Regions from separate parts of the Mus musculus genome. Here all the other regions are linked to region 2. The links are chromatin loops, found by intact Hi-C in ENCODE. Cell type or tissue: heart. All regions are shown on one strand. Region 1 overlaps Arid1b (AT rich interactive domain 1B (SWI-like)). Region 2 overlaps Arid1b (AT rich interactive domain 1B (SWI-like)). Region 3 overlaps Arid1b (AT rich interactive domain 1B (SWI-like)). Region 4 holds the start of Gm34507 (predicted gene, 34507).

The links. A loop is a pair of places that touch in the nucleus more often than their neighbours do. Peaks named below come from ENCODE experiments on the same cell type or tissue, not always from the same donor. Only the 100,000 strongest peaks of a DNase experiment are listed, where the experiment ranks them.
Region 1: it touches region 2 in a loop (2.1-fold over the local background); 2 of 42 quality-filtered maps call a loop at or near these places.
Region 3: a loop joins it to region 2, with 2.0 times the contacts of the local background. A loop is called at or near these places in 4 of 42 quality-filtered maps.
Region 4: it touches region 2 in a loop (12-fold over the local background); 11 of 42 quality-filtered maps call a loop at or near these places.

What each region holds. Positions count from the first base shown.
Region 1 is chr17:5,054,740-5,062,739 of GRCm38, reverse strand. The region is part of intron 2 of Arid1b (AT rich interactive domain 1B (SWI-like)); the gene reads right to left. Among named protein-coding and RNA genes, the nearest start is that of Arid1b, 64 kb to the right of the region's middle. In heart, CTCF peaks have their summits at 4,215 and 5,848 (motif pointing left); a DNase peak (open chromatin) is centred at 4,179; H3K4me3 peaks cover 1,252 bases; H3K27ac peaks cover 899 bases; H3K27me3 peaks cover 121 bases.
Region 2 is chr17:5,186,545-5,194,544 of GRCm38, reverse strand. The region is part of intron 4 of Arid1b (AT rich interactive domain 1B (SWI-like)); the gene reads right to left. Among named protein-coding and RNA genes, the nearest start is that of Gm34854, 34 kb to the left of the region's middle. In heart, CTCF peaks have their summits at 3,950 (motif pointing left), 4,555 and 6,838 (motif pointing right); DNase peaks (open chromatin) are centred at 3,964, 4,624 and 5,934; H3K4me3 peaks cover 1,374 bases; H3K27ac peaks cover 1,844 bases.
Region 3 is chr17:5,070,767-5,078,766 of GRCm38, reverse strand. The region is part of intron 2 of Arid1b (AT rich interactive domain 1B (SWI-like)); the gene reads right to left. Among named protein-coding and RNA genes, the nearest start is that of Arid1b, 80 kb to the right of the region's middle. In heart, no CTCF peak of the experiment used is centred here; a DNase peak (open chromatin) is centred at 3,816; H3K27ac peaks cover 397 bases.
Region 4 is chr17:4,902,691-4,910,690 of GRCm38, reverse strand. It overlaps Gm34507 (predicted gene, 34507), which reads right to left and starts at 2,369. Exons shown (of 3, transcript NR_166049.1): 1 at 2,020-2,369. In heart, CTCF peaks have their summits at 2,237 and 3,139; DNase peaks (open chromatin) are centred at 1,890 and 2,470; H3K4me3 peaks cover 2,372 bases; H3K27ac peaks cover 2,486 bases.

The sequences.
Region 1 (8,000 bases), 130 kb after region 2:
ACTGTACTTAGTCATCTGAATGCAAAGGAAAGAATTTTAACAGTGTTACAAAATTCCATATTACATTATACAGCATGGTTCAAACCCACTCAACGTCCTACAGCTCTAAATTATCTTAAGAGCTACAATGTCACAGGCAAGCCAGTCTGAAATAGCAAAATAACTGGACAGCTCCAAAGGGAGCCCTTAAAAATCTGATCCAGAGCCGCGACCAGTCTGATTCGCCATCGGAGGGAAGTTCTTCTTTTAAAATGTTGGTTTTTGTTGTAATTTCCCAAATACACAATTAAAGAGAGTTGTGTCAGAAGCCAAGAGCAGCTAGAGGCTTGAATACAAGGAGCACGTGGACCCTGTATAAATAACCACAGGTTTCTTTCTCTGTCCTCAGAGTCAGTTCGAGATTCCAGAGCTCAGCCTCACGAGTACCACAAACAGCCCCAGCACCACGAGACTTGTACACACAGACCCCTGAGGGACTGATTCTTCTCTTTATTGGTTTCTTTGCCTCATAGATGTTTTACTGAACAGCGCAGGGTGCCGGAGCCTATTCTAACATGGCACTGTGCACTATGAACACACAGACACCCATAAGGCAAAGCCCAGTCCTGTTCATGAGCAAAGTTCTGAAGCTTTGTTCAGTGGCTAACCAATGGGAGGTTACAGAAGAGCCTTTGTGCTTTGTTACTCTCTTATATTATATAGGCATTTTACAGAAAAAAACAACAAACCAGCACATGTCCTATGGAAAGAAAAACTTAAGACAATGTCCTTTCAACTTTTAGAGTAAACATGGTTTCAAAGAGGGACGATGAATGAGGCAGGCCGTGACTTTTAAAAGGTCATCCTGGTAAATGTTAAGTTTCCACTGGAAAAAGATTATGAAACAGACACAGGCTGCTAAGTCCTTCCACGCCAGCCTGAAGCCTCCCGTGCAGTGCATCCTAGCTCTGCACTTACTCCAATCACAACGGAAGCTGCTTCATGCTAGTACATTTATATTCTTTTTTATTTTGCTTTGGCTTTTGGTGGTGGTGGCTCTTGTTTTTGAAGATGGTTTCTCTGTGTAGCCCTGGCTGTATTGGAACTCACTTTGTAGACCAGGCTGGCCTTGAACTCAGAGATAAGCCTGCCTGTGCCTCCTGAGTGCCAGGATCAGAGGTGTGCACCAGCATGCCTGACTTTTGCTTTGGTTTTTACATGCTGGTGATAGAGCTCTGGACCATGTACACTCTCCACAAATGCTCAACACTCATCTACTCCCACCCAACAGTTATTGAGCTTTTAGATGTACTGTAAGGAGAACGACAGAATTCTCACTAGCCACCTGCCACGTTACTTCACAGCTGCCCTGGTACATGCCCAGCCACCACAGACTCTCCTACTTCTCTGAGCAGCTGCCCTTTACCGAGTTCACTAATTACTGACCAGTGGACATCATCCACTTTCTGGACTTTAAAGTACCTTTAATTTTCACTACAGATCCAAAAGCAGGCAAAGAATAACCTCTAAGGAGTGTCTTAAGATTTACAGTCAACAGCACAGATTACAAAACAGAGAAAACATGCTCAGAACACACAGGCTATGTTTATAGTCTATGAATTGGGTATTACAAAATACAGGTAAATTTTAAACTTTCTGAGTGAAGGCAGACAGATCAAAGGCCAAATGGAAAACAGGAGACCACACAAGATATTCCACTCCCAAGCTAAGCAGTCCCAGGAAGCCCCCAAGTGAGGTCACTTGCTGCCAGTGGCACTTTCCTGTGACCCAGGAAAGAACACTTTTTAAAAGCAACAGGAGGGCGGATGCTCCATTCTTCTGCTTTGATTGTTTTCTGATCATGGGCTAGGTGGCCTCTTTTCACTTCTAGGAAATTCCCTTAAAGGAAGAGCTCGTGATCCTTAAAGCTGCCAGCTCTCCTCCACCACCTCCTGTAGCAGCAGTGAAATCAGTCCCCTCATGCTGGCCTGAACACAGCAATCCACACAAAGGCCTGCCGTGCAGCCTACACAAAATGGGAGAGAGGAGCACACAGCAAACACACAGGTGCACTAGCCAGGGAGGAAACCACAGCACAGGGGCACAGCACTGTGCTGTGTTATTCACGGCTACACACATACATACACACACACACACTTACTTTATCTCTGAAAAATGGGGTCTTACTTTTGCATTAAGCAGTTACATTCTTATATATTTTACAGAATTACTTTAAAACGGGTGGGCGGGGAGATAAGGAGAGAAAAGAGCACAAGTGTCCTCCATCCCCAGCAAAGGTAGAGTTCGAGGCTCTCCCCACCTACATGGCCTATTCCAACATGCCTTCCAAAGGGCTCTGACTCAGAACCTCAGCAAACCCCTCCACATAAGTTCCCATCTTAGTGGACTCCCACCCTACAAATGAAGAGATCGCAGCACTGATCCACAAAGCCCCTTACATTTAGCAGCCGATCCCAAGGAAGAAAAGCATCCATATTTTGTTAACGTTCAGTCCAACGTGAGAATGCTACAGTCCAAGATCAGCCAAAGAGCTCTAATAAAAACACATCGATTCACATTGGCCAGGCCAAAACGGTCTGCTATAGTGTGCTCAAACACCCTCGCCATGTCCACCCCTCTGCCCAACAGTTTCCATTTCCAAAGAAGGAAGCAAGTAAGTGCTCCTAGTGAGAGCTGATTCTGTGCACTGGGCCAACTTCAGAACGAACGAGCAGGATCTTTCCCGCATGGGCTAAGAAGTGGGGCAAGCTCGAGTCTGCCATGCAGGGCCATAGCCAGGGCTACCCATTAAAGTCTGCCAGAAAATAGTCTTCAATTCCAGGAGGTGACTACCTGCTATGGCCAACATAAAGACCCAAGTTCAAATCCCCAGCATCTACAAGAAAAGTGAGAAACAGCTCTGCTCACCTGTGACCCCAGCACTGGGGGCAGAGACTGGAAGATCCTAGAGATTTGGTGGCCAGGCAGCCTAGAGAAAGTAATGTGCACCTGTTTGCTGACAGACCCTGTCTCAAGGCAACAAGGCCAACAGAGGCCTCCATGTGCCCACACACTGACATGCCTGCACCACACTCAGGACACACACAAACATAAATTAAATGTAAAGAATACTTAAAATTGCAAAGGACCTCACTTTGTGTAAAAACATCCCAAGAATGTCACAAGGCATGTGGCCGTGAGGCCTTGGGAAGAACAGTGCAAAAGAACGCTTTAGTGCATCTTCATCTGAGAAAGCACGTGAATTGCCTCCCCTTGTCAATCACTGTCAGGGCCAATGACATGCTTGTCCCTTCCTTGGGGTCCACCCGACTGTGACAATCGGCTTATCAATCATACGCCATAAGCGCTTTAGCCACTCCCTCCCCACAAGACACACATGGATGCTTGCCTCTCCCAGAAGACACCTCTCCAGGGGCAGACACCTCACTTCTTCTGAAGTGCCCCAGGTCTTGAACTGGGCCACCCATTGACCCACATACTGCAGGGAACAGCCTGAACAGCATTCACAATGAAGACTCCACAGCACTGTTCCTCACTGTACGGATGTCTAATAGCACAAGCAGGCGATGAGTCTGCCTTGCCTCCTTTAGCCCTGGCATGCTAGTATGTAAAACAGCACCCAGAAGAGGGAGGGAGACAGAAAACAGCTTCCTAGGTGCTGCTGTGGGGAGGAAGAAACAAATGGATACCTTCAGAACAATCTAATCAATAATTCATAACAAAAAATGTAAAGCAGTGTGCACACTCCCGAGGATATTCTGGACATAGTTTAAGAAAAATCCTACTGGACATAAAACTCTAAAAACAAAGACTAAATGTCCCAAGTTGTTGACATTTAATAAATATGTCCAGGAACCCAGTGCCCAATTAATTAGTTAAAGTATAAGTAGTTAGGCATAGAAGTTTCTCTCTAACAGATGGTATAACAGGCTTCAAAGGGGAAAGGAAATTAAACTCTAAAGTTGGCTCTCTATGGCTACTCTAACAAACATCAGACCAAAAGAAAGATGCGCGTGGAGGGCCAGCATCAGCTGTCTCTTCCTTAGAACAACAAAACCAGAACAGCCAGGCAGCAGGGCCTCCCCACACTGTGCACCCCCTCTGCTGAGCTCCATTCCCAGGCCAGAGCAGGATATAAAAAGCCTGGCCTCGTGCCAGCTGCCAAGACCACACACACCCAGTATTTTTAACTTAAGGAGGCCTAAGGATCAGGCCACCAGGAGGGCACCAGGAATGTACACAGAAGCTTAGCAACCTCCAGCCAGGATGGCGGTCTGCAGCCGAGCTCTGCAGCGGAGCTCTTTCCCAGCTCCCTGCTTGATTCCGGACCTGCTCTAACAGTGGCAGAGCTGTGAGAGACAGCATCTTGAAAGCTGATAAGAGTGAGTAGATGGTTCACGCTGAAAGAGCACGCAGGGTTTCAAAGACCATATGCAAAGCTCTGTAAACAGCAGCAGGAATGCTAAATACTGGCCGGCAGGCCGGCAGGCCGGGGAAGCTGGACTCTTTATTTTTCATTCCTGACACAGAAGGATACAAAGTTGACTTGTTATAATTGCTCTAACAGTTTGCTGTTGTTGTTTTTAGTTTCACACTGGTCTTGGCACTGGGCCACACATACAGATACTATGAAGCTGTGCCTGTAGATAAAATTCCTGATTGCCCTACTACAGTTAACTTATTTTCTGGGTTGCTTAATAAGTATGAATCAGAAGGTTCTTTTTCCATTCTGTTCTCTATTGCTAAAAATTGCATTAAACACAAACTTTAGTAAAAAAAAAAAAAAAAAAAAACCTTTTGCCTGTGATACATGCCATTCTGTCTTTCTCTGAGGAGTGAGGCTAGCCATATCTGTTAGATTGTTAGTATCAATTATGAAAACATGATTATCTTCCAATAGGAGTAGGTGGAGACCAGCAAGGCAGGGCTTCAATCAAGGAGCCTGCAGCTTCCAGCATCAGGGAGAGCATCAGCAGGCAGCAGGCAGAGCTGCAGCCCTGAGGGTCTACTCCCACCACAGAGAGTATCCTCTGGGCCCAGCCTGTGGCCCTTGCCTTCCTGTGGTGCTGCTCTGCTAACCCTTGTCCCAGTTCACCTTAAAACTGTCCCTTCCCACCATCCCTCACAGCAGCCCCCCTCACAGGCACTCAGCAACCCTAGCCTGGCCTCCTGTGGATGGGCAGAGAACCCACTGGCCTAGAGGCTGTCCTCCCAGCCCTACCCTGCACACCCGAGGGAGCAATCACTCTGAAAGCACTGCCTCAGTACCACGAACTTTCTCCTGGCTAATCTACACAGAGACAGCCCCACCTCACACAGCTCCTCAGGCCAGGGCCCTGCCAACAATCGACCCCGCAGATACTTATCTCCTGAAGTCCCCTCTGGTCTTAATGCACACACTTCTGGAGCCAGAGTGTTACCAGGTGGCACACTGAAACCCAAACATGTAGACAACAGTTTGTAAGAGAAGCTCTTACTAAAAATGTCTCTACAGGTTTCCATAAACAGATCAAGGCTCCTGTTTATAACTATGTATGGACCCCCACGGAAGGAACAATGAAAAGGTAAAAGTCTAAATCTGTGAGGGCAGAGAAAACATGAGCTGGGGTAGCAGCAGGCAAGAGGTCAAAGAATTTTTGGAAGGAGAAAAGCAGAGAGACAAGCGATAATTAATGTTTTAATTTGTTCTAGGTGAGAGGATAAGAAGCAAGCTAATTAAAGCACGAAACCCCAAAGACTCAGGAATCAGGGTGGTGGGAGCTGGACAGAAAGACCTGCAATGAGGAACACAGAGCCCCCTTCCCTGTCCTCACCTCAGGCAGAGGAGGACTGCCATCTGGAGGGCCAGCAGGAGAGGAGCCATGGAAACAGTGTGGCGGGGAGGGACACAGCAGACCCCCCTCTCTGAGAGCAATGGATACCTTAGTGGGAGAAGCATGCAGACAACACAAGAGGGGCCTCAAAGAAAATGGCTCAACTCCCACTCCGTCATCTAGTCCACCAGGGCAACTGGTCAACCAAGGACACAGAACTTTCTCTTTGAAAGTAGAACCTTACAGTCACCGGTTTCTAAAGCTGTGTAAAGGCAGATGAACTGCTGTCTTCCTGAAATGATGATATCAGAAAAGTTTGTGAAGAAAAACAAGTCTATACATAGTGAAACTGTGAAAAAGAAAAAAGTAAATACAGCCCCTAACAGGACGGAGGGGAGATTAACAATACCTGCCAAGAAATAGGGGGAAAGATAAACAGGTGACGAGTGGGGGATAATGTGAAAGTAAGGAGTTAATTAACCCAGGGTTAACCAATAAAACTTCCAAGGGTCACAAAGGAAACTATGATGTGACATTAGCAAAGAAAATACCCACTCACCTGCCAACCACACACACACACACACACACACACACACACACACACACACACACGGTTAACATTAGATGAGTCTAGAAAAACAAGCGGGAAAAGACAAATTTCAATTCAACACATCTGAAGTCTCCAGAGAAGGAAAAAGGAAGGCAACATACAAAGGACGAAGGCCTGGACACCTCCACAGACGCCCTGCGGGACACACAGACGGGGAGATAGAGGCTTCAGGGTAGATTATTGCCAACCTCCACATCTATGTGCTCAAGCAAAGCCACCTGACCCTCTGATACTGGGGACACTGGGGACACTGATCCCCACCACCACCACGCCTTTCAAAGAAGCTTCTCCAGGGGTGTGCCCCCCAAAAAAGGGACACACAAAACCCATGCATGGCTCTCAGTGGACAAAGGACTTAAAAAACTAAGAAAGGACTTGGATGCCACCTACTCACAGACACACAGGATGCCAGCACCGTCCGTGAACCCACTGGTCGAGTGGCCCAGGAGAAGTCCACTCCACTTGCTGATATACCACAAGAAACTAAGTTAATTGAGTTTGTCCCTGCTGCCATAGGCTGTATTAGTTCTGGATTCCGAAGTACAGACAGCAGCTTTCAGATCCTCAAAGAACAAAGAGATGCTCACCATGACCATGAGAAACGTTCTCCTCTGTCCAACTGACTGGCCCCACCACACTCAAGGGGCTTGGAGCTGGGCTGCAGCCGGTGCCTACATCTGAAGTGATGACACTATCATCAAGGCCAGCAAACAGGAAGCTGAGCCTGTGGAACACACGGACAGCCTTGAGTCCTACACAGCTGGACTCACATGAACACTGATGGCTGAATTACGTGACAGAAATGGCAGAGAAGGCAAGAGGAAGAAAGGGAACCTGGTGCCAAAAAGAGGACGTTTTCCCTCATACTGGAGTTTCTTTGTATATTTCCACAACATTTACCTCATCTTAAACGCCAGCCCAAACTGGAGAGCACTGACAGCACGCTCTGGGCGCTGCCTTAGATTTCTGTCAGGGTCCCATTGCCCAATGCGAAACTCATCAGCACTGAAGCCCATAGTGTTAAGTGGGAATTCTCTGCTTGACTGTCATAGAGGCACCATGGCTCTCTGACGCAGGCCCAGTTCAACATCATTTCTCAGGTGGAAGAAAATGAGGTCAATAGAAGCCATGTGTTACTTTTGAAATGTCCTCTGAGGAAAACAACTTTAACAGACGCACATTTCTGATCTGTGGAGGTGGGATTTTCTCTACTCTGGAACCTAGTGCTGCTTCTAAATGTGGAAGGACAGTATCTCGTCTTAAAAATATAAATAGAATAAATTTAACTTTACTCAACTGAGTTATTGAGATCAATTTTAGATGATTTCCCCCACCCCGGCTTACTCCCTGAGCTGATGCAGGAAAGCACCAGACCAGGATACAAATGAAAGGGGAACATGGGGAAGGAGGGCGAGACTCAGAAACCGGTGCAGAAGTCTGTAAGAAAAAAGAACGGAAAAGACAAGAAAAGAAAAGCCTAAAAACCTTTAAAGGCTGATGAAACTTGAAACAGCTTGCTTCTCACGCAGACCTAGAACAAGCCTCTCTGACAAGACCAGGGTCTAATGGGACCTATT
Region 2 (8,000 bases):
TGGGCCCCTCTGTCTCCATGTTTTCCTGGGAGGAAGGAAAGCACCTGCACATGGAATTGGGTATGAGAATGGCTGTGGGAGCCTTGCTCATCTCTCACTGACAAACACTGGAAGGATGCCAGACATCCTCCAATTGGTGAACAGATAAACCAGGGCTGTGGGACCCACCGGTGTTAACAGAAAGCTACACACCAACACAAAGTAGCTGACTTTAACTACAAGCAGCAACATGGGTGAGCTGGAGCTCTGAGGAGGGAGCCAGCTGAGGGGCTAGCTACTGTGTGATTCCATCTATCTAGAAACACCAAATCTACAGGGAGAGGAAGTGGGTGTGCTTGTGAGGATCTGGTGTGGAGAAGGGGCAGACTCTGAGGGGCATGGAGAACCTCCCTAAGACAACAGAGCATCCTCTTGTGATTGTGTAAATGTTATTTTCAGTTTATAAAACAGCAAACCACAGTCCTTGGAAAACGTTAACGATTTTCCAGATGTGATTAAACCACCAGTATAGTCACATCCTCAAAATGCCCCTAATGTCCGACCTGTAGTACTTTCTCTATTGTCTTGATAAAGTGCTCTAGAACACTGGGTTAAAGCTTGAGTGTGGCTGGTGGCACACACCTGCACTCGCATCACCCAGGAAGCTGCAGCAGCAGGACCCAGAGGTAGGGACCAGCATGGGAACCAGAGTGGGCCAGGTTAGGGTAGGCTACACAAGGAGACCCTTTCTCAAACAAACAAAAATCAACTAATAGTTTATACAAATTTTTCTATGAATTAGAAACTGCTCTACTTTTATTTGGGGGTGTGTGGGGCACTTTGGGGCTTTTAAATGGTTCAGTTCAGACAGAAATGCCTATAGGTTATTTTCTGCAACTAGAAAAAAATCTTTTGTCTAACACACACACTCTAACACACACACTCACACACATACACACACACTCACATACACTCACACACACACTTTTGTCTAACAAAAGATTTTTTTCCAGTGCCCAGAATTGAACTCAGAGCTTCTTGCATACTAGAAATCTAATCTGTTCCAAACCTCTCTGTAATTTTGCAAAAACTAAACATAAACTGCAATTTTAACATGAAAAATAGTAAGTCAACCATGAGGAAACACACACGCACATGCACACGCACACTCACAGGCACACACTCACACACACACTCACACACACATTCTCACACACACACTCTCACACACACTCACTCACACACACACAGACACACACACTCACTCACACACACACACTCACACACACAGACACACTCACACACACACTCTAACACACACACTCACACACACACACTCACACACACTCACACACACACACACACACACACACACACACTCACTCACATACACTCACACACACACACACACTCCTATAGCTAATATACTAAGCAGTATGCTCAAGGTTAGACATGAGAACATTACATCGCCTTCAGGTCTAAAGCACAAATCTATACTACCTCTTCCAGGTCACTCTCAGACAGTTTACAACACGAGTTTTATAGTTCAAACCTTAAAACAGAAAGGCTCTCAAAGAATGCTATATTTACACTGTTTGAAAGGCAGTCCCCTATTGTACATCAGGGAGGTGCAATGCAGAACTCAAGAGTACCAAGCTTGTGCCCGCAAGTGGCTTTCTATTTGGAAAGCAATCTCTAGGAGAAATGTTTTCTACCACTGATACCAGAGAGTCTGCTCACTGGAGCCCTGTCAACACTTTACATTAAGTAGACTCAATTGCATTCAAACAAATTTTTATAGCCTTTGAGTTAAGCGTGAGATTTCTGAAATAGACAATATATAACCAAACATAAGAAGGAAATGGTCACTTGGGGCTAAGGTTCATTTGTGTCACATCTTACCAGGCATCACTGTTTTGATGAAAGCTACCTTATGTCCTGGCACAGTATAGTCACACATCACTGATTTTTGGGTAGGGAGGGCAAAAACCCCAAACTCCACAAAGGAGTAAGTACTGAGGAGGCCAGGTCAGGGGCATGACCTTCTAAACATGTACTCTCGAGTTCACTGACAGGCCTGCACAGACAGACATTTCATATGCAATGTGAGCTTGATGCCGTATTTACTTAAGAGGGGGAGGCACTCAACTATTAGTAATACAAAGCCACTATTTAAAAATGGGGGGAAAGTTCAAAATTGAAAATATAATCTGAGACAACTGCCTACACTTGAATGTAAAATCGGTCAAATTATGCATTTGCTTCCTAGCTCTTCCAAAATTTCAAGGAACCAGGGAAACAAAATAATTTCAAACTCACTATGATATCAGAGAGGCAGCTTTACAATATGCTATAAGAGAATATACACAGAAATTGCATTTAGAAATAGAAGTGATTAAAATATCCCAAACAGATATGTCTTCTTTGATTTAGTATTTAAAGTCTAGGATGCTCCATATAACGTTCATAGTTTGATACACCAATAATTTCTGGGCTGTTTCCATCAATGGGGTCAATGTAACAGTAAATACAGGTGGGATGAGAAAGGAAGCTGTTTTTATTAAATTTATGTTACAGGCACTGTTACAAATTGTATCCGTTTATAAGAATTTTTCTGCTTGCTTTTCCATTCCTCCTGAGATACAAGAAAATTAAGTCTTTCTACTAACTCAGTATTCACAAAGCCAAGGACTTAAATGCCTGTCAACCCACAACTTATTGACCCCATCAGTTTCATGACCATTATACAAGCTCAAACCCTAAAAAGAAGGGCTGGAGCCATGGCTACTTGGTAAAGAGGCGGCTGAACAAGCACAGGGGCCTGAGCTACAGGACACACCCATATTCAGATGCCAGGGAGATGGCTAGGCTTGTGCTCGAAGTATGGGGGGGGGGGCGGGGGGGGGGGCTTCAGAGACAAGAAAACCCCGGAGAAAACTGAGTTCATGCTTTGTGGGTCTCAAAAGCTAAGGTGCAAAGATACTGAAGAAGACACCAGTGTTTCCCATGTGCACCCACGATAGAAATGAAAACTATCCCCAACACACACACACACACACACACACACACCAACCTCTTCTAGTATGTTGGGTGTTACTGCATTCATGTAGTGAATGCAAGCCCAAACAGATCCACACGTGCATGATAAGCGATTTGCGTCTAGGTGGTTTTTTTTTAAGGATAAAGTGTAGTAGTATACCCCGGCATGCAATTCACCTCTCTTTACAAAATGTCCAAATCAACTGGATTTTATTTAGCTTAAACTTTGTCAAATGGCAGCAGTGAGCAGCAGTAATCAAGGTTAGCAATGTCCATACTATAACAATCTTTCCTAATAGAATATTAATTGTATACACATCATAAACATACTTGTGTTAAAATACCATGCACGTGCATAGTAAATATGAGGCATAAGCCCAAACAAAATGTATTCTGCAAAACACTTGTTGCTCAGAGTCTCTTTAATAACCTTTGTAACAAACTTTAAGTGTCAAATTTCCAAAATTAAGCTACTGGGTCAGGAAATATCCGTCATGTTAATGATTATCAATAATTCACTCTTCATAGTACCAACTGCATTGACTTTAAAAACCATTCAGGCTACAGATCACAGTGGAAATAATTTATCAACTAGAGGCTCTGGCTGATTAGTCCTCTAAGTCTGGTATATGTATGTCGACTAACTTCTTGTATGTGTCATGCAGGTTACTTGAAAGGTCTAAGGTTACACTGCTATACCATAGAAGGTGAGCAACAGAGAGCAGACAGTGGCCTTAGGTCTTCTAGACAGATTAGTCTTATTCTCCAGAAATGTCTTTCCCCCCAAATCCTCTTAGCATTTACTAACGTAGTAGAGGCTAGAAAGTTGTCTCAGTGGATAACAAACCCTGCTGCTTGTAGGTTCAACTCCCAGGTCATATGTAATCCCAGTTTCAAGAGATCTGATGATGCCCTCTTCTGGCCTCCATGGGTACCAGGAACAGCCGCTGTGCACAGACATGCAAGCAGGCAAAACACCCAGTAGCATAAAATAACTTTTTTTTTTTTTAATTTAAGAAGGTACAGACAGGAGATGAGACGCTACAAAAGCTTAGGCTTTTTCTGGGATTTAAAAATGCTATGAATTAGTTTTCCCATCAAGGAACCTTGCACTTGGTTCCAACTGGTACTGCACAAATGTAGTTAGGGTCTTTGCCTTTGGCCCTACCCTCCGCTCCAGCCACTCTTGCCCTCCATCTCGCCTGTCTTGGTGCACAGCTTAGGCCTAAGGCCCGCCCCCTGGCGCCCCACCCACTGCCTGCCCCACTGGCCCCACCCCATCACTCCACCCCACCCTACTTTCCAGCGGCCTTCTGGTCTCCCCATGGCCCAGCCTACGGGAGGGGGAAGGGGGGGTGTTGTTTGATCCTCCCAGACTCTGGGTTTTGGGAGTCTACAACTTTGTCTCTTTCTGCAAAGCAAGTTTCAACCGGCCCCGCTACAGTGGGGGAGGGCCCTTTCCTCAGGGGCGGACGGCTCCAGCAGGGATACAGGGCAGCCGCTCGGCCCTCGCCTCGGCACTCCTCTCCAGGGACAGGCAGAGGGCGCGGGAGGGTTTCGGAGAAACTGGGAGCACCGCCGGGAGCGCGGCTGCGTCAGCAGAAACTTTGGGAGTGAGCCCTCTGGGGTGGGGCCTGCACAGCCCCGACCGTGGCTCGATGGCCAGGCCTCCCACCGCGGTGCCTGCCGGGAGCTCCCCACCCGCGGCTGCGCAGTCGCTGCTTCCCCTCTTCCTCCCTGGAGGAGTGCCTAGTCACTCACTGGCCCGCGAGCTGTGGGACACACTGCGCTAGGAAAACAAAGAAACCCCACGCACACGTTTCCAGGATAGGGAACGTGAAAACAGACAGTGAGACTTAGGGTGCCCCGCAGGTTAGGCTTCTCAGGGCTGCCATTAGGCAGCCAGGCAAGCTGCAGGCCCAGGTATCCAACCCAAGGCCCTGCTGAGCGCTCCCTTATGCTTACCGGGTTGAATGGTCAAATTCTCTAAACAATCCCATTATGGTTATATATGTGTGTCACGTATAGCCACAAATCCCAAGTCATTACTTTTTGGAAGAAAATTAAGTAATCTGAGAGCTTAGCAAAAACAAAAGCACCAATTCACCATTACTATTTTTTGTCACAACCAAGTGCTATATATGAAACTTTTGGATAATGTTACAGATATTTAAAGAAATGAACACATGATTTTAAATGCTGTTACTGTTGTCATGTTGACGCAGCTCACCTAGGCTCTGCAATGTGGTACTTCTCATTCAGCCATATCTAGTCTGTATAGTACCAGCAGGGTCAAAGGCAAGCAGGCATGCTGACATACTATGAATTAAATCATTTGTACACTTGAAATGTTAGGATTTGTGTTACTAGAAAAGGTGATACTTAGTAAATTTACCTAAAATGGGCAATCATACAAATTGCTTTGGGCAAATTCTTCATCAGTGAATGTTCAAATTTTTCACCCCATTTGTTCTCCTACAGATGATTTTCACAGGAATATGCTTCAGTATTTTTCAACTTTATTTCAAATTTTTAAAATTTTGAGATTTTTTGATTAAAAGTTCACTTTTTTTTTCTGACATTATTTGCCCTCCTTCCAGCCCTCTAGCCTTTTCTTCCTTTTCAGTCCTCCAAATGGTACCAAGTTGTACTACCTGCACAGGCTATGAGGTTAAGGAATTTTCAGATGTTTCTGGGTTCAGTAAATTACTACCTTCCTTCATTTGTGGTTAGGACAGTAGTGAAATGAACGCAGGCTCCGTCGGGGTGCAAGGAACACATGGTCAGGTATTTTACAGTGCTACACATTGTGGTGCAGCCAAGAAGGCAGTCAACAGATAGGCAAACTCGGGTCTGCAGTCAGGCTGCAGAGGGAAACCAAACACAGAATCGTGGGTAGTGATGAATAGGCCTTTGGAGCTGGGCAAGGAAAGCACTCAGCATGCAGTGGGGATAGAACCTAGCAGAGCCCAGGCAAGAGGCAGCATGGAGGACCACGCCCCCTCACCCCTCTTCCCAGGTAGATGCAAAAGGCTACAGTTCAGAACTTCACATGCTCCTCGTCCTCCATGCCAAGGGAGAGGTACTTGGCAAAGCATGGGCCCTGGAGTAAGAGGGTGTGAGGTTATATTTAACTCCTTCAAATACTGACTTTGTGTCCCTAAGACAGTTTCTTAGCGTCTGTCCCTGCTATCTGCAGGTGGTTGACAGTCACTTCATGGCTGTGAGGTGACTTAAATGGAACTTCCTTAGTGCTATCTTTGAGCATGACAAGACCAGTCCCCAAAACCTGCTTTCAAACTCACCCCAGCCTAGTCCTTTTTCAGTGCCTTGCTGAGACTGCTCTCTCCTACATCCACACAACAGTAGAAACTGCAATAGGATCTCCCATCCACTCCTCGGGGTGCCTTATGGTATCCTTGGCAAATCCAGATTTCAATTTGTTGTTCCACATACAATGCCAGAGAATACCAAAGGATCTGGGTCTAAACTCCTTAGTTTAGGTAAAAGGGCCAGGGGGAGTCTGTTCCTAATCTGCCCTGTGGTTTCACTCCCCTAAACTCATTACTGGATGGTAATCACGCTCCCTAGTGACTTGTGCAATAAGGCAACTGAGGTCTTTCCGCCCCTTTATCCAATCAGGCCCCTTCACTCTCTGTAATCCTGCCCTTTGAAAGCTGCCAAGGCTCCCCTGATCCCCACTGTTAGAATGTGAACAGTGCTGGGCTGAAGCAGCAATTCCATTTCATGCATAACTATGTATGTATGCATATATGGTTATGTCACTTGCAGAACCTCCAGCAGTGCCCTGCAGAGGGCTCTATCTAGTGAGCACTGTGCAAATGAGGACATCTGGAAACCAGGAAGTCTCACACTCCAGCAATGCCTTGTAACCTCATACTGGTGAGAGGGAAGCTGAGGCCTAAAGATGACCCTCAGACACCACTCACCTGTAGCTACATTCTAGCAGCTCTAAAAGGAGAGTGCTCATCGTCATAAAAAGAGAAAGTTATAAATTGTTTTTGAAAAGTCTTCCCTTCTATGAAGGTCCATTTCATTTCAGAACAGTTTAAACTCTAAACATTTGCACCACAACAGAAGCAGCAGGCAGAGCTGCGTTTACTCCCAACTTCAGAGCATACTGTGGATGTGAGGGTCTCGCTGTTAACAGACGGGCTCTTTAGGAAGACCAGCACAGCTTTGTCTTCAGATAAATGACAGCAACCTCAGGCGACACCCCAAGGTTAAGGAGCAGTTTTCAGATGCCCATGAACTTGTTACGTTTGTGGCTTTTCAACCAGTACTACACATGCCCAACACAGCAGTGGGCACCTTGCTTTCTTTGAGACAGTTCTCTAAAATTAGATACCACTCAACTGACAGCCTGACACTCTTGAGGAACAGAGGATACAATGAATACATATTCTACAAGATTAATTAGCTTCAGGTAAAAGAAACTGCAACCAAAACAAACTGGAAAAAACATTATTTCTCCTAAACAGACATTTATAGACTGGAGGTTTGCCACTTAAGTAGCCAAAGAAGTGTCACCCCATTCTGCCAGTTCCAAGGCCCTCCTCAGTCAGGGGTGATGGCTGGAAAGGACCCAAAGCCACCGCCGCATTCCCACAAGCTTCTCCACAGAGCAGAGGCCTTACCAACTAGAGCAACCAGTGGAAAGTGGGTCCACAGGCAGGGGAAATTCAATTAAGGCAGAGTGTGGAATTTGTAGAAATATAATGCAATCATGTAGGTGTTACATCATTTTCTAGTAGCCACATCAAGAAAAATAAAAGAGGAAAAATGTTCATTTCAGCACCACGTATGCTAAAATTGGAACTCGGTAGAGAGGATGCACACAGCCCTATGCAAGGATATCAAGAAAATTGGTCATGTGTTCTACATTTAAAAGAAATAAGAGGAGCTGGTTCTAATATTTCTTATTTGGACCAGTGTACTCAAATGTTATTGTGACATGTGTT
Region 3 (8,000 bases), 120 kb after region 2:
CCATCGGGTGACATCAGTGTCCCCAGGCTGAAGCGCGAGGGGATAAAGCAGCTTTATCCCTCAGCACTGTGCTTAAACCTCATGCCTCTCTCTGCCCTAGTCGGACCTGAAGGAGGGAAATGACTGATGAATGTCTACCAAGTCACTAAACAATACAGACTGAAAATCAATGCCTAAAACTGAGCAGTGAGAATTGAAAAAGGATGACAAGGAAGATGGGGAGACAGGATGTGATGATGTACCAAACACCAGGTCCCAGCGGCTTGCTTTAACATATTTAACATTCATGCTCTGCTCAACAAAAAGGACACAGATCTGAGGGGCCAAGGCTGAAGTCCAGAGTCTACCCCAGCACTCCTTCCTACCACCACACACTTCAGGATCACAGACATCAGAAAATCACGGTGGACATCCAGAGGGTTGTTTACTCAGTCTCAGTACCTTCTAAAACTAAGGACAGAGAAAAAAGGGGAACCTTGTTATTATGGTTATAACATTCAAAAGCACTGTGCGAGACTGCTTTCCACCCTGCCCGCGACAGAGGTAAACAGAACCCTCTGTGGCGTTTGCTGGGGGGTTGCTCCGTGTGTTCCCTTAGCAAGCCCTTCTCTAATCCGCCACCTATGGCCTGTCTGGCACCGGGCTAGCTAGGTATTGCAAAGAACAAGACATGAAAATAAGCTATGGTATTCCTGACCTGCAAAATGTCACCACCTTTGTACACAATAAACACGAAGCCAGGAAAGTTATTAGATTCAGCCCTGCTGGTACATCTCTGTTAGCAAGTCGTCTTTCTTCTTGCAGATTATCAAAAGGGTAGAGGGCTCACTTACTTTCTAGTCATCAAATTTATTGAGATAAACTATAAAGGCATTTCTAGTGTATTAGAAACCCAAAGGTTCCACATATTAAAATACAAGAATGGAAATCTCAACTATAAAACATAAAGAAAATTGCCAGTCAGGGGAAGGAGAATCATTACTAAGGATGGCTACAAGAGAATGAGATTTAGTAAAACCTACTATTTCTGATTTGCTCCAGAGTCCAACATAATACTTTAAAAAATTAGCATACAGATTATGTTCAAACACAGCACAATTCTTATACACCTATCCATGTGATGTATGCCCCATGTTAAATATGATTTTCAAGGGCTTTCTATTTTCCTGGCAGATTGAGAATTCATGTTCCATGGATTCTAAAATACCACACAGATTGATCTTTGACAAGACTTAGTTCAAACAAGCTCTTATAAATAAAGCTAGAAAGCACAAGAAAAATGTAAGCTATCGAGATCAAAGACAGAGACTGAGCTTTACCTCAGTTAATTAATGTGCTACTATATCTGCTACCCCAAGCCCTAGAGTAAGGGTATATTCAGGTATGCTCAGCCTCTGGAGCCAGGGTGCTTTGCATTCCGCGTTAGGCTGGGTCTGCCATACACAGCCATCTCACAGGAAGCTGTGCCCGAACCCTGCCTCAGCCCTCAAGCCCAAAGTAGGGCTCTGAGCTTCGCAGCACTACAAAAGGGCACTGCTGGCACAAGCAGGAAGGATGGTGTTCTCCAAAATGCACAAAGCTCTCCCCAGATTTGTCTGCTGTCACATGAGAGAATGGGGTCCAGGCCAGTAGGGGCATTCTAGCCACCAGCTGTCCTTCTTCAAGGACACCATAATCCAGGAGTTAGATCTAGAATTGCCTAGGTAGACGAGAGCAAGCATGGGTAACACTCCCACAGGGATGGTGACCCTCTGGGAACGACGGGCATGGGCATCCTTATCCATGGCTGGCCCTGCTCCAGCCTCACAGCTTACTGCACCATTCACAACAGAGCTAGTAATAGTCATAGCTGTCAGTTGTTATGTTTTATAACAAGAAACACGGAAATGTTATAGAAGTGATATTCTTAAAATATTTTCAACAGGTGTCTAAAGTTGCTAAATGAGACTCTACAACTTTCTCAGAACTAATTTTTCCCACAAGATAATGTCACATTTATTTTTGTTTTGTTTCTAAGACTCTCTATTAAGGAATCCATTTTAAAGTTCACTTTTGACAAATGTATCTCTTCATATCCTATCTGTCATTAATTCTTGGTGGACTTCTGCTCACATACCGTCAAGTCTGATATTAGTGAGAAAAGCAGAGTAGACACGGTCCCCATGTCCAGCCAACCCCTCAGACAGCCAGATCAATATGAACTATAGAGGCCCTTAGCTCACTGTTTTCAGTAAATTAGGTTTATTTGGATTACTGACCTACAAACTCATTAAGGATGGAATTCTGCCAATATTTATAAGGCAAATATAGTAAATTACACTGAGCACTTTAATGTACATAAATGTACAAATTAATCTAAAAAAGAAAGAAAAAAAAACCATAATTATTCCTCCCTTCTGACAGGCAGAGCCTGAAGCAACAAAAGAAGAGTGGCCCTCTTCCTGAGCAAGGCCTGCGAATGTCGGGCAACATTTGGGGCTTGTTGTTTGTTTGTGTTTTGTTTTATTTCTTGGTTGTACAGGAAGTATCATTAAGGAAATTTTCTAAAGTTACTATGAGAATATGGCCTTTGACACAAAGTTGCAAGTCTTTAAACTCATTTTTAAAACATACAAATATTTCCTACAATGAATGTCAATTTAAAAGAAATGAGCATCCTGAATGGAAACAGATATTTTAAGGAAGACTTTTCAATGAGTAATTTTTACAAGCTATGACTTCCTTAAAAATGTGTATCACCATGATTGCTATTCTGAGACTGACACCTTTTTAGAACAATGTAGCTGAATTCTTTAAAATCTTCCTATTCCACACTGATATAATAGAAAATACCACAAGAATCATTAAAACTATAACCAAAATTCATCTTTAAATCTTTTCTTTTAATCTCCTCATACCCCTCAGAGACACAGTCCTATGTAGCTCAAGCAGCCCTGGAACACTATGTAGCCCAGGATGGCCTCAAACTCACAGAGATGCACCTATCTCTCTGGCTTCTGAGTGCTGGGATGAAAGGTGTGTGACACTAAGCCCAGCTTTTTAAATATCTAAAGAGCTATCATATATAGTTCTGGGTGGCTTTGTACAAAAATAACTAATTCACTATTAAGTTTTGTCTTAAGTATCCCTCCACAATGCTTACACTGGCAATCTACCCCTCGTGGCCACAGTGAGGTGGCAGGAGCTCACCCTTTGGGGAGTAATTAGATAGTCAGCTTTAAGGAGAGACCTTTTACATGAGACTTCAGACCCAGGTGGCCCCCTGTCTTCCAGGTGCACATGCAGAAAGCAGGGGCCACGCATCAGGAAACAGGTCCTGGCAGCACATTGGTCTTGGACTACCACATTGAAAGAATAAATGTCTGTGGGTTACCAGCCGCTCCATCTGCAATGATTTCCACATACAAACAAAGTGGAAAAAAGATCACATGTCTTTCTGATCATGACCCTACTTGGGTACTACTCAAGTACTTTCTGATGCAGCTGGTTAGGAAATCACACATTCCAGTGTCACATCTAGGCCACCCTTCCACAGCAAACAATGTGCATGCACGTGTACTATCAAGATGAGGGCAGGACACCCCCATCCTGCTCAGCCCAGTTTGCATCCATGTAAAGGGGCTCCCAGCACACACTCCTGCCCTTAGCAGGTAAACCTTCTAGCCAACACCAACCACCAGCTGTACCTCCGAGCCCACCAGGGCACCCGGCCTGGCCCTCTGCCCTCCACAAGCACCTCTTGCACAGACTTTGTCCAGTGAGATAACTGCCTGCCTGTGCTGCTTTCCAGGAGCTCCAGCAATGTCCCGGACAACAGTGTCAACTGTGGACATCTGGGGAGGAAGGGGAAGGAGGGTTCCCCAGAGGATGCTCCAGCACACACTCCAGAAAGTCCACAGCTACAGAAGCAGTTACAGGAGGAGTACAGGGCTGATGGATGACGGTATGAAGGACAGTCTGCCCAACACACCCTTTGTCAGGAGCCAAAAGTGTGGTAAGTGCTGAGAGCAAGGGAAGGAAAGGAATGTGCCAATGGACCACTTACACACACACACACACACACACACACACACACACACGGGGGGGGGAGGGGGTGGAGAGGGAGGGGAAGGGGGAGGGCGAGGGAGACCCACATATTGTTAATGGGAAATATCTCTGAAACAAACAGCATTATAACAACTCTTTTTTAAAAAAAAAAAAAGATTCATTTATTTATTATATGTAAGTACACTGTAGCTGTCTTCAGACACTCTAGAAGAGGGCGTCAGATCTCATTACGGTTGGTTGTGATCCACCATATGGTTGCTGGGATTTGAACTCAGGACCTTCCAAAGAGCAGTAGGTGCTCTTAACTGGTGAGCCACCTCTCCAGCCCATAACAACTCTTATTATGCTGTGTGAGATGTGTTGTGTAGGTCAGTGACATTACAGGACAGACTGTGATCACAAGTAATTTTAAGATGTCTGCACAGAGAGTGAAGTATATTAAGTCATATTTAAATGAAGTAACTTCCAAGACACAAAAGAGACCGCATTTTCAATTTATGTGAACAATCAAAGCCACTGGTGGGGGGGGGGGGGGGGGGAGGCAAAAAACAACAACAACAAAAAACAGAATATACATGACTCTTTGAGGCTGTTGATTATATTTAATGTCTGTAAAAATTCTGTTTATTGGACAGATTGTCACCCACAATTGTGTACATATTCACAGAAGTTAAAAAAGTCTGTACGGAGCAGGAGAAAACCCCAAGCAGACCTGAAGGTACAGAAGAAGCCAAACTTCTACCTTTCTGACTTCCACATTTATAACCTACAGAGACATCTGCAGGAAGGTAGCAGGTTCAAGCTCACATCTAGAGTCATTCCCTCCTAAACAAAATGGCAATACTGCTTGCTTCTGGTTGCCCGCTCTGTCTGCTCTTCTAACAAACTCCTGAGTACAGGAACAACTGCAGCAAAATGTGGAAGCCATAAACAGACGGACAGACAGTGACTACCTGAGCTGCTTACATGCAGTGGACCAGAAAGGCTGGCAGGGCACAGGAATTTGATGGCCCTGGATACAGGCAAGGGCAGAGCGGCAGCTGGCGGGCACAGATGCGAGGGGCTGCGAAAGGGATCTACAGCCTAAACATGGGAGGAAGAAGCAACGACCAAGAAGATCCTCTCCCATGAAGTTCAGCTTGTCCTCCCTCATCCTGGAAGAAGCCAGTCTTACTCCTGTAAGATGGCTAAGCGGAGGCCCCAGAAGCACTGCTGGAACCCACCAGCAGCAGCAGCTGGATGCTAAGATCCTCTCTGTTAAGAGCATGCCAGCATCCTCTGCCTGGGTTAACACCAGGCCAAACCAACAGAACAGATAGATATAAATGCAAACTTAGGAGGGACCAACTTCCATCCCCTCTCCACACAATCGGCAACCAATGCCCAGCAACCCAATCTCTCCTCAGAAACTCAGACAACCTGAGATTTCTTGGTAGTTTAAGAAAGTACCTAACATAAAATAGAATTTAAAAAACAAAACAAAACAAAAAAAAAAAACCTAAAAAGAGACATAATAGAAGAAAATGAAACTGTGTAAAACAGAGCACAGTCAATTATGTTTCAGAGAAAAATGGTTTTCTGAAATAAGAACAGGATTGTATTAAAACAAACAAAACAACAAAGAAATTAAGGATAAGAAAGGGAAGGTTTGAGGAGATGAAAAAGAGCTTTTGTAAATTAAATATATAATGCTGGAACTGGGAGTCATCTACAAAGGGTAACCAAGAGGGAAAAAAAAAAAAAAAAAAAAAGAAAAACAGAAGAGAAATAGCCCTAAGCCCCAAACCAGAAGCAACAGCTACACAGCAGGCTGAGGCTGAGGGGTGCTGGTGCTCACTAGGGCCCCACGGAGCACACTGAGTCGACATCCTAACAAGAACAGTAAGGGAAGAGACTACAAAACATGGAATAATGAAGGGTAGAGATAACGTTGGAGATGAAAGAGTCCCAGGGTGTTTGTGTGACTCAGAGTCAGGGTGCATGGCCAAAGAAGCGGCCAGGCTGAGATGGAGCTCAAGGACACCAGGAAGTCAGAAGCTACACCATTGTGGGGGTGGGGAGGCACAGAGAAATAGCAAAGTTTAGGAGCAAAACCAGAAATGGCTTCAGATCCCAGGACAACATAAGTGGTTAAGATGGTGTCTTAGTCAGGGTTTCTATTCCTGCACAAACATCATGACCAAGAAGCAAGTTGGGGAGGAAAGGGTTTATTCAGCTTACACTTCCACATTGCTGTTCATCACCAAGGAAGTCAGGACTGGAACTCAAGCAGGTCAGGAAGCAGGAGCTGATGCAGAGGCCATAGAGGGATGTTCTTTACTGGCTTGCTTCTTCTGGCTTGCTCAGCCTGCTCTCTTACAGAACCAAGACTACCAGCCCAGAGATGGCACCACCCACAAGGGGCCTTTCCCCCTTGATCACTAATTGAGAAAATGCCTTACAGTTGGATCTCATGGAGGCATTTCCTCAACTGAAGCTCCTTTCTCTGTGATAACTCCAGCTGTGTCAAGTTGATACAAAACTAGCCAGTAGAGATGGTGAGGACCACTTCCGAATGCTGGCATGGTGGTACACACCTTTAATGCCAGCCCTTGGGTGGCAGAGACAAATCTAATCCTGCTACAAAGCATGTTCCAGGTCAGCAGTGGCTAGATAGTGAATTCCTGTATCTAAAAATGTAATCATATGTGTGTGTATGTAGGTGTGCATCAATTGGCTTCAGAATAACGTGTGTATAAATGTGCACATATATGTAAGTATATGCACATATATGTACACACATGTATACACACACATGTTCATGGAATGTGACTTCCAAAATTCTCTTCTCAGTCATTCTGTAATTTGCATATGAAGGTAAAATAAAGATAATTCTCCAACACGCAAGACCTTGGATTTACTTCTCTGTTCCATTTCTGAGGGACCCACTAGAAGATGGTCCTAAGGACACAGAACAGCTACAAAGGACCCAGCCCAGTTCAAGAGATGACAGCAAATGTCAATCCAAGGATAAGCCACAAAGAGCAAGAAGAGAGACCTGTGGAACATAAATGACAGCTGACCCAGCAGACCCAAAGTACAGCACAGCACACTGTAGGGCAGTACACTCTGCAAAGGGAATGCAGGCCAGCCACTCTCTGCTGAAAACCAAAGACAATGTGGGTAAGCTAATAATAATAAGCTATTGCTTGTTTCTGCTTCTTTTACCCAGTCTGAACATCGGAAACACAGCCGCGGTCAATTCCAACTTAGCATCAGTGTGTGCGGAGAGAACCAGAAGAGCAAGGCCTCAAGTGGAAAGCAATGCTAAGCGGCTTTCACCCAGAGGGAAAAGCAAGACACAGCATGTAAGCTGAAGGTAACAGAACAAGGTGTACCTCAAAGATGGAAGACTTACCAGAAGACTCAGCGAGAGGTTGAAAGGGCTCGTACAGGGGAGGGGCCAAAGGAGGGAGGACAGTGATTACGATCTCTGATGGCCACAGCTCATGTCCTGCTTAGGGTTTCTTTAGCTGAGATGAAACACTGACAAAAAAGCAAGTTGGGGAGCAAAAGGTTTATTTGGCCTTCGGCATTGCTGTTCATCAATCACTAAAGGAAGTCAGGACAGGAACTCACAAAGGGCAGGGATCTGGGAGGCACCAGCTGATGCAGAGGCCCTGGAGGGATGTTCCTTACTGGCTTGCTTTCACTGGCTTGCTCAGCTTGCTCTCTTATAGAACCCAGGACCACCAGTCCAGGCATGGGCCCACCCACAATGCACTGCAACCGTCACCATTAATCACTAAATAAAGAACTATCATAAAGGCCAGTCTATAGGAGAAAATGGAGACATTCTCTACAGGCTCCCTCTGCTCCACTGACTGGGGTCAAGCTGACATAAACTAGCCAGCACTACAGAACCATCAACCTCACTTACCATTTTCACAAATCACCTTGGTATAAATAAAAAC
Region 4 (8,000 bases), 280 kb after region 2:
CCTAGAGGGGTTGAGACCCACAGGCTGAGAACCGCTGTCTTAGCTCCATGGGAATCGCAAGAACTTTTCCTGGTCTGAATAAGGATGTTGACAGTGTGAGGCTGTCTCTTCTAAGATGACTTCGGCCTGGGACTGCTCCCCTACAGAGCCCCCACCTGAAATTCGCTAATCAGAACCCAGGGCTGCTGGTGTGTGTCCATTCAAGTTGCCTCCTAACCTTGCCTGCTTTTTTGTATAGGTATGTGTGTGTCTGTGGTTTCCTCATTCCCCTTTGATCTAGTAAGGTTAAGTCCAAAGCTGTTCAGGTCCTGGCAGGTCTTACTCCTCAGGAGGCATCCTCTTTGGGTTTTGAAGCAAGGCTTCTCACTACCTGGAGCTTGCCAAGTAGGCTAGGTTAGCTGGCCAGGGTGCCTCAGGGATCCTCGTCTCCATCTCCTCCGTGATGGAATTAGAAGCAAACACTACCACACCCGATATTTTTATCTGGGTTCTGGGAATTGAACTCAGTTGCTTGTATTTGCAGAATAAGAATTTTGCTAATAGCCACTTCTCAGGCTCTGCAGTGCAGCTTAAGATTATTTATTTATATTTTATGTATATGAGTATTTTGCCTTCATATATGTAGGTGCAGCATGTGTGTGCCTGGTGCTGAGTCCCTGAAGCTGGAGTTACAGACAATTGTGAGGTGACTTGCGGGTGCTGGGAACCAAGCTAAGCCCTCTACAAAAGCAACGGGTGCTCTTAAATGCTGAGCCATCCCTCCAGCCCTGAACTATAATTTTAATGACTGACTACATATTCCCTTGCTTTCCATTTTGTGACCCTGCCACCATTTATTTAAAATTCCTGAAGGTAGGCATTTATCTTGTCTCCAGTGAGTTTCATCTCTTAACAGAGATGACTAATACCTTTCCCTGTTTCTAAATCCACTCATGTCTTCACCAGTGAGAAAGATCCTAATGGTCAAAGATATTTAATGAAAACATCGGTTCCACACTTGTCTCTCTCCTCCTTTTCCAGGGAGAACCTCATTGTGCTATTTAGTGTCTCCCCAACTCCCAACCCAGAATTTTCTTGGCATTTTTCATTTCGTGTAAATTTTCTGAAATTCCCATAAACTGCCTACAGCCTTCTTTGCTTGCTTTCTTTTTTTCCCATGGTTTCTGTTAGTCCATATTCTCTATTGTATTACATACAGAGATGTAAATGTGTAATACAATATTACTTAGCCCTATTCCGTTCCTATCACACATTGATAGGAAACTCAACGTGGAATGGCTTTTCCTGTCATCTGTGGCTGGTCTCCACCGTGCTGCTCAACAGACCAACCTTTCACAAAGCCCAGCCTATCTCCCTTACTCAGTTCAAGTGAACAGATCTTTCTGCTAGCTTCTCAGGACTTCATTCTTGCTACCATACACTCATCCAGAAAAAAGTACTCCGTGCTTAATGGTGAACACCGAAGGGCCTAGGGCAGATACCAAAATAATAAACCTTGGTACTCATACTCTGGGATCCTCCGCAGCCATTTTGGAGATGGTTAGAAACACAAGCACATACTTAAATTATTTCAGAGCAGTGATCGGGGATATAGTTCAGTTGGCGGAGAGTTGCAGTTGCTTAGCACGCAGGGGGCTCTGGGTTCCAGTCCCACCATCTCAAAAATAACAAAACAAACCAAAAAAGACAGCAGCACATACAAGGTGTCAAATGAAAACCTGACGTCTTATTTTATACATGTTTTCACTTGGGAAAGTCAGTACTTTTTCTGAAAGAAAGGTGAGTGGGATTCTGCCCAGCTGCTGGGGTGAACCCCAAACTTCTACCCCGAGCCACGCCCCCAGCCTCTGGGCCATGCTGATGACCGCCCGGCTGAGTCCCCCTAACACACCCTAAGCTGATGAAGACACCCAGGTCTGAGGAGTCACGGGGACTGAGTGGACCTCAGGCGCGATCCAACCCCACTCGCTGCCCACGTTTCCCCGAGTCCGGTCTAGTTTTTACATCTTCCTCTCTCACTGAAATAGATACGCAGCCGCCTCCAGATTTAGAACAGGAGCGATGACTACTTCACGAAAGCCTGGAAAATATGACTTTTCCAGAGACGGTTCAGGTCGCTCATACATCTTCAGGTCCTGGCAACCGCAGACATGGCTTTGCCCTCGGCCGAGCCTTTGCCTCCGGGGCCCCGCCTGGGAACTCGGCAGCTTCTCCAGCCTGGTGGAGGACGCCGGAGCGGGGCCTTTAAGCCACGCCGTGTGATCCCCACCCCCTTCCAGACCGGGTTTTGCCGCCCGCCCGCCGCGTTCCCGGAGCCGAGACAGGCGTCGCGGAGGCCTCGGCGGCCAGGGGTGGCGGCGGTGGTGTGCGTGAGGGCCGCACCGCGCACGCGCGCCGGAGGGGTCGCGGGCTCCTTGCTCCCCCGGCTCGGTCAGGCCGGAACCCTCGCGCGGCCGCCCCGCCCGGAGCCGCCCGGAGCCGCCCGCGCCCGGACTCGCGACGGCCGGGCGGGGCCTGTTTCCTCGGCCCCATGTCCTCGGGCTCGCAGCCGGGAAGGAACATTCCTGGCTCTCCCCGCCCCGCTGCGCCCGTTCCCGCTCCTCCCCCGCCGCGTGTTTTCCGCCCCAGTAAAGATCGTGCCACACAAATAAGCCTCGGATGCCCTTTGCCGAGCGGGCCATTTTCAGGGCGCGTCTCCGGAGCCGCTAAAAGTCTTGTTTTCTCCCCAAAGTGGAAGGTGTGGGGGGGCGGGGGTGGCTGGGGCCGCTTCCAACTGCTCCGCACGCTCGAATAGTTGTCAGTAAAATCAAACTGACGTCAGCCGGGGGCGGGGGGGGGGGAAGATAAGTCTCTTTTGTTCTCATGTTCTCCCCCCTCCCCTCCCTTGCCATCAAAGGCAAAAAAATAAAATAAATAAATAAATAAAAATAAAATAAAAATTAAAAATAAAAAATTTTTTTCTTTTTGGAGGGTGGAGGGAAAGACCAAAAAAAAAAAAAAAAAAAAAAAAAAAGCGGCGGGGGGGGGGGGGGAATGCCGTGCAAAAAGATAGCTTCCATTAGAGCTTCTGCCCGGGCGAGGGGAATGTTTAATGAATGCATCAAGTCTTTTGATCACCCTCGCTCGGCTGGGTTCAGTAGTGCCGGAAGGTTAGTTGCATATCCTGTGGCTGATCTGAAATTCGATCAGCAGAGAGGGTCAAAGAAAAGAAAAGCATTTTAATGGGAATCAATAGAGGAGCATAGGTCTTGGAAGGAAATACGTGTTGATTAAAAATGCCACAAGATTTAAAAAAAAATGTTCAAGACCCGTTTAGAGAAAACGAGAAAAAGGAAAAGCAAGGGAGGGAGAGAGGGAAGAGAGGACAGGGAGAGGAGGGGGGTGGGGGAGACCCTTAGCAATCTATTTTCTGTGTGTGCTGCTGCCAGAGAGGCAGTCGGCAGACCAACAGTTTGTGTAATGCTTCAAGCTACAGCGGGCAAATTTAAAGCTGTATGCTCAGAACAACATAATAAATACTTATTGAAAATGCATTTCTATTTCTAAGCGGGGCTCACTCATGCATTATACAAAACACCCAGGGCTGCAGTAGCAGTCACAAGGGGACGAATAAGGTATACTGTGACTCGAGTCCTTAAAACTAAACTATGGGGCTTATAACAGTTGAGAGCAGAAATAAACAAACAAAAATTTTCCCTTAAGTCGAAAACTAACAGCTTTGAACAAAACCAAAGGCTTAAAATGGAAACTTTGAAGAAGTTGTAATTTTAAAAATATCTTAAAACTGTGAGGGTAAGGAGAAGGGAATGGTAGTAGATAGCATATTGATTGCCTTACAGAGTGGAAAATTATTGCCCTGTAGGTAGGGCAAGTGGTCAGCAATGTATGTATACAACAGTTGAAGGGTTTATGGCTCCACCTACTACAGAGAAAAAGGAAAAACAGCTTTCTAAAGCCACGCTCACACCCACCCACACATAGACTCTCTCACTCCTGCCTGCCTGGTCTGTTGGAAGAGAATCAATAGTATTTAAATTTTTACATGTTCAACAAAGACAATCCCTTCCTCATGGAGAGAGCAGCCCAGGAACGTGTGCTGGGGCTTTTCCTTCAGAAGAGTTTCAGCCGCTCCTTACTGGGCTCCTGGGGGCCAGGCCTCACTCTTCACCCACAGCTTTCTTATGCTGAGGGCTTTTTATTTTATTTTTTTCTATCTCTATAAAGAATATACAAAGGGATCAAGAAGCATTTTCAGTGTAATTTCCCTTGGATATTCCCAATAAAATTGTTTATTCAGCATCTCCCCATACTAAAATCCTTATGTCCCAGTCTCTTATGCAGCATGGTTAATATTTTCATATAGTCTTTGAATGTGACCGTGCTTTTCATAACTGTTTGATGTGTGGCCCATGATAACTGAGAATGTAGCACAACACATTTGTAGATGACAATGTCATGTGACAATGTCAAAAGGTTGGATACTCTGCTTTAAATCATCTCCAGTTTATATACCTAACACATCCTAAATGTCATACTATGCTGTACTGTTTAGTCTGTATAGCAGGGTGTGTTGGCATACAGTGAGGTGAGGTTAAGGAAGGGCTTGCAAATCTGAGGTGAGCTTGAGTTATATAGCAAGGTCACATCTAAAAGGGAAAGAAAAGGAAAGAAAAAAATGGAAGAGGAAAAGAAAAGAGAAAAAAAACAGAAGAAAAAAAAAGATTGTTTATGGATGGATTGACTCCATCATAGAAGCTATAGATATAGGAACCAAAGTGTTGACTGCCTTTAATTTAATTTGATGGATGGAGGGCCCATCAAAATTAAAAATTGTTGTTTACCACACACAACTTTAATTTTTTAAAACCTTATTTTTAGTGATGGTTCTTAAATGCTTTACTCCCCCCCCTCCCCCCTTTAGCCCACCACCCACCAGAGGTAGTAGAAAAGAAAGGATTTGGGGTAAGTGGTCCTGTTAAGAAAGGTTCTTTGGAGCAACTCCTGTTTGTGTTTTCTGGAAGTCACAGGTTAGCAGCAACAGCAGCTTGATCCACTCACAAACACCTCACAGATACTCCAGGAGTCCAGTTTAGTAGAGTCAGGATAGCAAACAGGAATCAGCAGCGGTGGCAGGACCTAGCAAACAGAGTTAGGCCTCAGCCTCAACAAGAGTCAGTAGGAGGGACCGACAGGAACACCAGGAGAAGCTCTGGTTGCTCTGCTTTCTCAGAGAAGCAAAGATCAGCAAAGACTTGGGACCCATAAGTGTTGCACAGCTAGCTGTACCAGCAAGCCACGCTCTGCCTCTGTTACTCTGTGGAGTCCTATTTATACCCTCCAAACATCACGTGTCCTCCATGTGCCTTGCCTCAGAACGTCTTGCTTCAGCACGTGCATCCAATCAGTCTGAGTCCATGGAAGCAGCAAGAAACTGCAGTACACCACCAGAACCAATACATGTATGTTGTTAGTAAAGAAACCTTCATCACGTGTCCTTTTATATGCTTGTTTTAGCAGAACATCCTCTCTCCAGTGTCTGCTTCAGTGAAATGTTCCTTCATGAGTCTGCCTTAGTCTCTCACACCCATGTCCATGTTCCTTCATGTGTTTGCCCCAGCAAAACATCATCTAACTGACTTTCCAACAACCCTTAAAATTTCCTCTTCAGCCATACTTCATACCTTAAGATCTTTTTGTTGTCTTTCAAAACAGGGTCTTGTGTAGCTCAGGCTGATCCTGACCTCACTATGTAGCCAAGGCTGGTTGATATCGGCAATCTCCTATTTCTAGCTTTCAAGCACTAGGATTGATTTCAGGCTCATACCACAGAGTTATATAATAAGATGCTTTAAAAAAATCCTTTTTGTTTTTTTTTTGGTTTTTTTTTTTTTTTTTTTTTTTTGAGACAGGGTTTCTCTGTATAGTCCTGGCTGTCCTGGAATTCACTTTGTAGACCAGGCTGGCCTCGAACTCAGAAATCCACCTGCCTCTGCCTCTCGAGTGCTGGGATTAAAGGCGTGTGCCACCACGCCCGGCTAAAAAAATTTCTTAGCAACTCTTTTAGCATTTCTTTTTGTTTGTGTGTCTTTGTACTATGTGTGTGTACATGCACGATGGTTGTATTTATGTGTTTGTGTGTGATAATGTTTACGTACCACGGCGGGCATCTGAGTAGAGGCCAGAGGGCATCAGTTCTTGCCTTCCGTCTTGTTATGGCATCTCTCTTTGGCTCCATGCTGCCAACTCCAGGCTAAATGGCTCACAAGATTTCTGGGAGATTCTTCTGTTTCCCATCTCCGTGTGAGACTGCTGGGATTACAGTCTTGCGGTAAAGTGTCTGGCTTTTACATTCCGGGGATCTGAACTGGGAACTCAGGTCATTCTACTTGCACAAAGACTGCTTTGTACCTGCTTAAAACAATACTGAGAGCTTCGGAGGCAGAGGCCATATCGCTGTTCTCATCCCTAATTCCACGGGTGCTGCCTAGAACAGTTTTGCATGTTGAAAGTAAAGCTAGCTAGTGGACATCTTTGAGTTAATAAGGGCAGACGGTGCAGTGCTTGGATTCCAGAGATGGAAAGTATGGCTTGGTAATCTCAGGTTGCCAACTTAAGTTCTTTAAAGTCCAGAAGCTTCTTTGGTAAAATGGAAAAAGTATACTTACCTGCTAGATTCATTTATACGATGAAACAATGTATGTGAAGTGCTTCATCTAATGTTCATATGTAACGTAGAAATAATATAGTTGTGTTACATATGATAAATAATATGCATGCATCTATCATCTATCTGTTTTGTTTTTATTACAGAGATTTCTCCATCCCTGGAGCCATGCCTCCCTTAACCACACTCCTAAAAAAATCTATTATCTATCTAATCTATCTATCTATCTATCTATCTATCAATCAGTATGTGTCTATTTATTTATTTTATGTGTATGGGTGTTTTTCCTGAATCCATATTTATACACATATGTGTCTGGTAGCCATGGTGGTTACAGAGGTTAACATATGGCCTAGTCTAGAGTTACAGATGTTTGTGAGCTGCCATGTGGGTGCTGGGAATTGAGCTCTGGTTCTCTGCAAGAACAAGTACACTTGACCATGAGGTCATTGCTTCAGCCTCCCCCTCCCCCGACCGCATGTGCTTTACGCACATCTTTATGATGTCTTTCTTTGAATATGCAGCAAGCATCTTGTTGCCTCCTCCTGAATTTCTTGGAATCCTGGCTCTTGAGACATTTCCTCTCAGGACATGACTGTAATCTTCAAGACTGAGGAACTGGGTCTAGGTGAGATCATTTGTAGGTGGGCTGGTTGATATCATGCAATCTGCTTCCAGCAGTGTTCCAGCAGCCAGCAGATAGCATCGACCTTCAGCCTTGACAGTTGCCCATCTGGTTTTTCCCTCCTGTTTAATGCCAGCTGCTGTCTAATCCCAAATCAGAACTACCCAGTTGAGCTCGCCCACAGCGCTGTGAAGAGTCAATAAATAATAAATGTGTAAGATAGGCTGTGCACCAAATGTGCACTCCAAATTTTGTGTGTTGGAAACTTAATAACCAAAATCTTGTGCTAACGGCTCTTGAAGGGGTGGAGCTTTTGCAGCTTCATAAGTTGCTGAGGGAGTGGCTGTGTTGTAAAACACACTTGCTCTGTGCTATTGTGGGATGCTCTCTGCCACATTACGATCTAGCAAGAGAGCCTACATCCGAAACTGAGCAGATGTGGCTGCTAGTCTTGGATTTCTGGCCTCCAGAACTGGCAGCTAAAGAGATTTCTCATCTTTATAAATTTCTTGGTCTTAGGTGTTTAGTCGTAGCAATAGAAAATGACAGAGACAACTGGTTTTTATGACATTTTTAAATTTTATGGTAAGTACTAAACCCATTTGTTTAATAAATATAGATGGAATAACCTAGCTGCTTGGTAGGTTTTTCTTGAGCTCATTCTTCCTGTCCCTGCTACTCTTCACCTACAGAAAGCCTGATAGCATTGAT